2 separate regions of the Homo sapiens genome follow, and region 2 is linked to region 1. A link is an interaction called in ENCODE POLR2A ChIA-PET data of the cell type or tissue named here. Cell type or tissue: GM12878. All regions are shown on one strand. Links, peaks and the distances in the headings refer to the core of each region. The heading gives the core; the rest is flanking DNA. Region 1 has its middle 67 kb from the start of ARID1A. Region 2 has its middle 7.0 kb from the start of RPS6KA1.

The links. ChIA-PET counts read pairs that join two places held together with the same protein. Peaks named below come from ENCODE experiments on the same cell type or tissue, not always from the same donor. Only the 100,000 strongest peaks of a DNase experiment are listed, where the experiment ranks them.
Region 2: POLR2A ChIA-PET joins it to region 1 with 6 read pairs; 5 of 35 experiments call an interaction of 5 or more read pairs at or near these places.

What each region holds. Positions count from the first base shown.
Region 1 is chr1:26,627,670-26,630,474 of GRCh38, reverse strand. No RefSeq gene overlaps it. Among named protein-coding and RNA genes, the nearest start is that of ARID1A, 67 kb to the left of the region's middle. In GM12878, for the core only: no CTCF peak of the experiment used is centred there; no DNase peak of the experiment used is centred there; H3K27ac peaks cover 755 bases.
Region 2 is chr1:26,521,378-26,524,182 of GRCh38, reverse strand. No RefSeq gene overlaps it. Among named protein-coding and RNA genes, the nearest start is that of RPS6KA1, 7.0 kb to the left of the region's middle. In GM12878, for the core only: no CTCF peak of the experiment used is centred there; no DNase peak of the experiment used is centred there.

The sequences.
Region 1 (2,805 bases), core at 160-2,659:
AACATCCCATAGTGCCAAATCCACTTTTAACCAAGAGGGACTTTACCGAGGGAGGCCTTGTTTTTTTATAAATTGAGACGAGGTCTCACTATGTTGCCCAGGCTGGTCTCAAACTCCTGAGCTCAAGTGATTCTCCTGCCTCAACCTCCTAAAGTGCTGGGATTACAGGTGTGAGCCACCGCACCCAGCCTAACCCCATAAATCTTAGGAAGGACTCTAACCTTCCTAAGTTGGGAGGCTGAGGTGGGAGGATCACCTGAGCCCAGGACGTCAAGGCTACAGTGAGCCATCATCACACTGCTACACTCTAGCCTAGGCAACAGGGTGAGACTGCATCATAAATAAATAAATAAATAAATAATCTAAGGTCCAGATAGAATGTGGGTGCTGAGAGGCTGGGCGAAGTGGCTCACACCTGTAATCCCAGCACTTTGGGAGGCCGAGACGGGTGGATCATGAGGTCAGGAGTTCAAGACCAGCCTGGCCAAAATGGTGAAACCCCATCTCTACTAAAAATACAAAAATTAGCCAGGTGTGGTGGCGGGCACCTGTAATCCCAGCTACTCAGGAGGCTGAGGCAGGAGAATTGCTTGAACCCAGGAGGTGGAGGTTGCAGTGAGCCAAGATCGTGCCATTACACTCCAGCCTGGGCCACAGAGCAAGACTCCGTCTCAAAAAAAAAAAAAAGAAAGAAAGAAAAAGAAAGAAAAGAAGGCTCCCAGGTGGTGAAAGCTAATGTAAGCCAAGATGGAAATTTGGAGGAATCTGAAGCCTAGCAAGAATCTCATAGCGATTGTCAGCATAGAAGAACAGCCAAGGTAGGGAAAGAAAACTGAGAAGTTGGAGAATAAAGAGCAGGTGACTCTTGAGCTGTCTTTAAGTGCTTCTACTAATGAAGTAAGAGAAGAGAAAATATGCCACTACTTCGTAATATCATTACTGATATTAGGTTGAACCATATGAAATTGTTGATATTCGATTGCTATGAAAATGACAATTTCATATGGTCTAACTTAATATTTTACATTATCTCATTTGGAGACAAGGAGTGCTCACACTGACGACAATTAGCAGTTAGCCGATTTATGTGGAAAATGATAGATTTGATTTCTTAATTTTTTGACAAAGCTGATATTACTCAGTTAACCACTAAAACTATTAAGTTCTATTATTGTGATTAGATTAAACCCTTTAAGAATGTAATTTTGATGCAACCATAAAAAAGAACATGATCCTGTCTTTTGCAGGAACATGGATGGAGGTGGAGGCTATTATCCTCAGCAAACGAATGCAGGAACAGAAAACCAGACCGCATATTCTCACTTATAAGTGGGAGCTAAATGATGAGAACTTATGAACACAAAGAAGGAAACAAGAGATACTGGGGTCTATTTGAGGGTGGAGGGTGGGAGGAGGGAGAAGAGCAGAAAAGATAACTATTGGGTACTGGGTTTAAGCAGAAAAGATAACTATTGGGTACTGGTTTCATCCTGGGTGATGAAATAATCTCTACAACAAACCCCCATGACATGAGTTTACCGATGTAACTGATATTTACATGTATCCCCAAATCTAAAATAAAAGTTTAAAAAAAGAATATAATTCTGAGATGCTATATTCTCCTTTTTTTCAGTATATTATGCCTTAGTTGTCTACCAATTAAGGAAACTGAGTCATAGAATCACAGAAATGAAAACCATGCAATTATCTTTTTATTTTATTTTATTTATTTTTTGAAATGGAGTCTCTCTGTGTCGCCCAGGCTGGAATGCAGTGGCACGATCTCGGCTCACTGAAACCTCTGCCTCCCAGGTTCAAGCAATTCTCCTGCCTCAGCCTCCCAGGTAGCTGGGACTACAGGTGCACACCACCACGCCCAGCTAATTTTTGTAATTTTAGTAGAGATGGAGTTTCACCATGTTGGCCAGGCTGGTCTCGAACGCCTGACCTCAAGTGATCCACCTGCCTCAGCCTTCCAAAGTGCTGGTATTACAGACATGAGCCACTGCACCAGGCCAATTATCTTTAGAGTAGATAATATTTATGAGACCTTGAAATGCAGTGGCTTACAGAAAGAAATTTAAACAATAATACATCATTATATGGGAGAGGGAGTACAAATAATACCATATAAAAGAAACAAACCATATGCAGGAAAAGGCTGGCAATAAGAAAGACATTGAGCCTACAAAAGGTAAAGGATATTCCAAACTCCACAGCTCAAAAACTTCAAACTGATCTTTGCCTAATCACGAAGGAACTGAAAGAAGCATTTAGTTACGTTACTCTGGTTCCCTAATAAAAGGAACTAGCTCTAAGGAACTAAAAAACTAAAAAAGAGAAGTAAAAAGGGGTGGCTCAACCTTTGCCATCCAAAAAAACACCAAAGGATTCAGTTGGTGTTGTAAAACGAGGACTGACTTCTGCAGATCTGGGTTTTGGCCCTAACTCTGCCACTAAATTGTTGTGTGACCTTCAGCAAATCTTCATCTTTCAAAATCTGAATTTTCACCTCTTCAAAATGAAGATGTGGAACAAATGATCTAAAACAATATAATTTCCAACTTAGAGAAAAATTTCAAGAACAGTACAAGAAACTCCCAGAAGTCCTTTATCCAAATTCATAAATTAATTACATTTTGCTCCATTTGCTTTATTATTCTCTCTTTACATACATAGTTATAAATATATGCACATTTTTTCCTGAAATATTTGAGATATATTCGAGACTCATTACCCCTGAGTGTATTTCTTAATAACAAGGTCGGCCGGGCGCGGTGGCTCAAGCCTGTAATCCCAGCACTT
Region 2 (2,805 bases), core at 216-2,715, 110 kb after region 1:
TCACCCTCGTTGCCCAGACTGGAGTGCAATGGCACAATCTTGGCTCACTGCAACCTCTGCCTCCTGGGTTCAAGCGATTCTCCTGCCTCAGCCTCCCGAGTAGCTGGGATTACAGGCGCCCACCACACACCAGCTAATTTTTTGTATTTTTAGTAGAGACTGGGTCTCTCCATGTTGGTCAGGCTGGTCTCGAACTCCTGACCTCAGGTGATTTGCCCACCGCAGCCTCCCAAAGTGCTGGGATTACAGACGTGAGCCACTGCCCCCGGCCTACATCTGGCTTTTAAATTAGACTGTAAACTGTGAGAGGGCAGCTGTTGGGTCTTGTTGGCTCTTCATTGTCTTCCTGACACCTGACACACTGCCTGGCACACAGGTACTCAAAAAGACTAAATGAATGATATGTCCAACATCACCCAGCTATGCAATGGTAAATTTGCAACTCAGACCCAGGCAATCTAATCTCATGCTCTGAAATGCTACACTCTGAGTGATGGATAAATTCTAGCTTTTTTTTTTTTTTTTTTTGAGACAGGATCTTGTTTTGTTGCCCAAGCTAGAGTCCAGTGGTGCAATCATGGCTCACTGCAGCCTCAACATCCTGGGCTCCAGCAATTCTCCCACCTCAGCCTCCCAAGTAGCTGGGACTATAGGCATGCACCACTACTCAGCTATTTTTTTTTTTTTTTATTTTTAAAAGATTTTTGTAGAGACGGGGTTTCGCCTGGCCTTGAGATGTTTGTTAAATGAGTGACTTGTGAGTGTGAAAGGGCTTTGCTAGACACAAGTGAGGCTACCACTCTGCGCCCTGTCAAAGAGGCAGTTCTGGCAAGGAGCAGGGGGCTGAACTGACAGGGGCTGAGGGCCGGGTTTTGGGTCCCTCTTCTGAAGCCTGGGAGGTTTTTCTTTTTCTTTTTTTTTTCTTTGTTTGAGACGGAGTCTCTCCCTGTCACCAGGCTGGAGGGCAGTGGCGCGATCTTGGCTCACTGCAACCTCCGCCTCCCAGGTTCAAGCTATTCTCCTGCCTCAGCCTCCCAAGTAGCTGGGAATACAGGCACCTGCCACCACACCCGGCTAATTTTTTGTATTTTTAGTAGAGACAGGGTTTCACCATGTTAGCCAGGATGGTCTCGATCTCCTGACCTCGTGATCTGCCCGCTTCAGCCTCCCAAAGTGCTGGGATTACAGGTGTGAGCCACCGCGCCCGGCCGAGGTTTTTCTATGATGTTCAAGAGCAGAGGTTCTGGAAAGGACCTGTCCTGGGGAGAGGGTCTGTCATCATTATTCTTTCTTGGCCTCTCAGTAAAGGGTATTCCTGGCTAATGTGTCTTTAACAGGTGGAACAGGATGAGGAGAATAATCACAATGATAGTTACCTTTAATGAGCGATTACAAAGTGCCAGAACAGAGCTGAAACTTTAAATAATAATAATCACAAGTGGGGTGCGGTGGCTCATGCCTGTAATCTCAGCACTTTGGGAGGCTGAGCCAAGAGGATTGCCTGAGCCCAGGAGTTTGAGGCCAGCCTGGGCAACATAGCAAGATACCATTTCTACTAAAAATAAAAACATTAGCCAGGCATGGTGGCGCGCATTCATAGACCTAGCTACTTGGAGGCTGAGGCCAGAGCATAGCTTGAGCCCAGGAGTTTGAGGTTGCAGTGAGCTATGATTGAGCCATTGCCCTCCAGCCTGGGCAAAAGAGCAAGCTCCTGTCTCAAAAAAAATTAAAAAATAATAGTAACAAACTATGAGTGCTTATTGAGAGAGCCCTATGTAGCCTGCCTGGAGCTGAGTGTTTTACAAGTAAGAACTCATCAAATCACCCCAATGATACAATGCCATGAGACAAAAATTATTGTCCCATTTTCCAGATGAGAAAACTGAGGCTTAGAGAGGGACAGGATTGCCCATGGTCAGACAGCCAGTAAGTATTGCAGCTGGGCTGGGAACCCACTTCTCTCAGACCTGAAAGCCAGTGCTCTTGATCACTTCACTATGCTAAGTTCAGAAAGGGGTCCAGGAGAGCTCAGTGTGCACACAGTGGGTGACAGTGATGGAGCAGTGATGGAGTGATGGAGGGGGCAGAGTCTCTTGTCTGTCTCATCCCTCATCTGAGGAATGGGAATGGTGTCATCCTTCTGCTTGAAATCCTCCTGCGCCTCCCCCATCACACTTCAAACAAATCCAAAGTCTTGGCCAAGTCTGTGAACCCCCCAGGCCCCGGCCCACTCCGTCGGGCACTCTCTCCTACCACTCTGTCCCTCGTTCGCCGCTCTCCTGCCACCGGGTATCTTTGCGGATCACTGGACATGCCTGGTATGCTCCTGTCAGGCTCTGCTCCTGCTATGCCCTCCACCTGGAACATTCTTTCTCCATTTCTCAGGGTTCACTCTCTTACTTCATTCACACCTCTGCTCAAATGTCACCTCCCGGAGAGGACTTTCCTTTTCTTATCTTACCTAAAATAGTTCCCCTTGGCCGGGCGCGGTGGCTCACGCCTATAATCCCAGCACTTTGGGAGCCTGAGGCGGGCGGATCACTTGAGATCAGGAGTTTGAGACCAGCCTGGCCAACATGGTGAATCCCTGTCTCTACTAAAACTACAAAAATCAGCCAGGCATGGTGGCGCGCATGCCTGTTATCCCAGCTTCCTGGGAGGCAGAGGTAGGAGAATCACTTGAACCCAGGAGGCGGAGGTTGCAATGAGCCAAGATTGCGACATTGCACTCCAGCCTGGGTGACAGAGCGAGACTGTCTGAAGAAAAAGAAAAAAAAAGCTCTCCATCAGCTATATAACCTACGT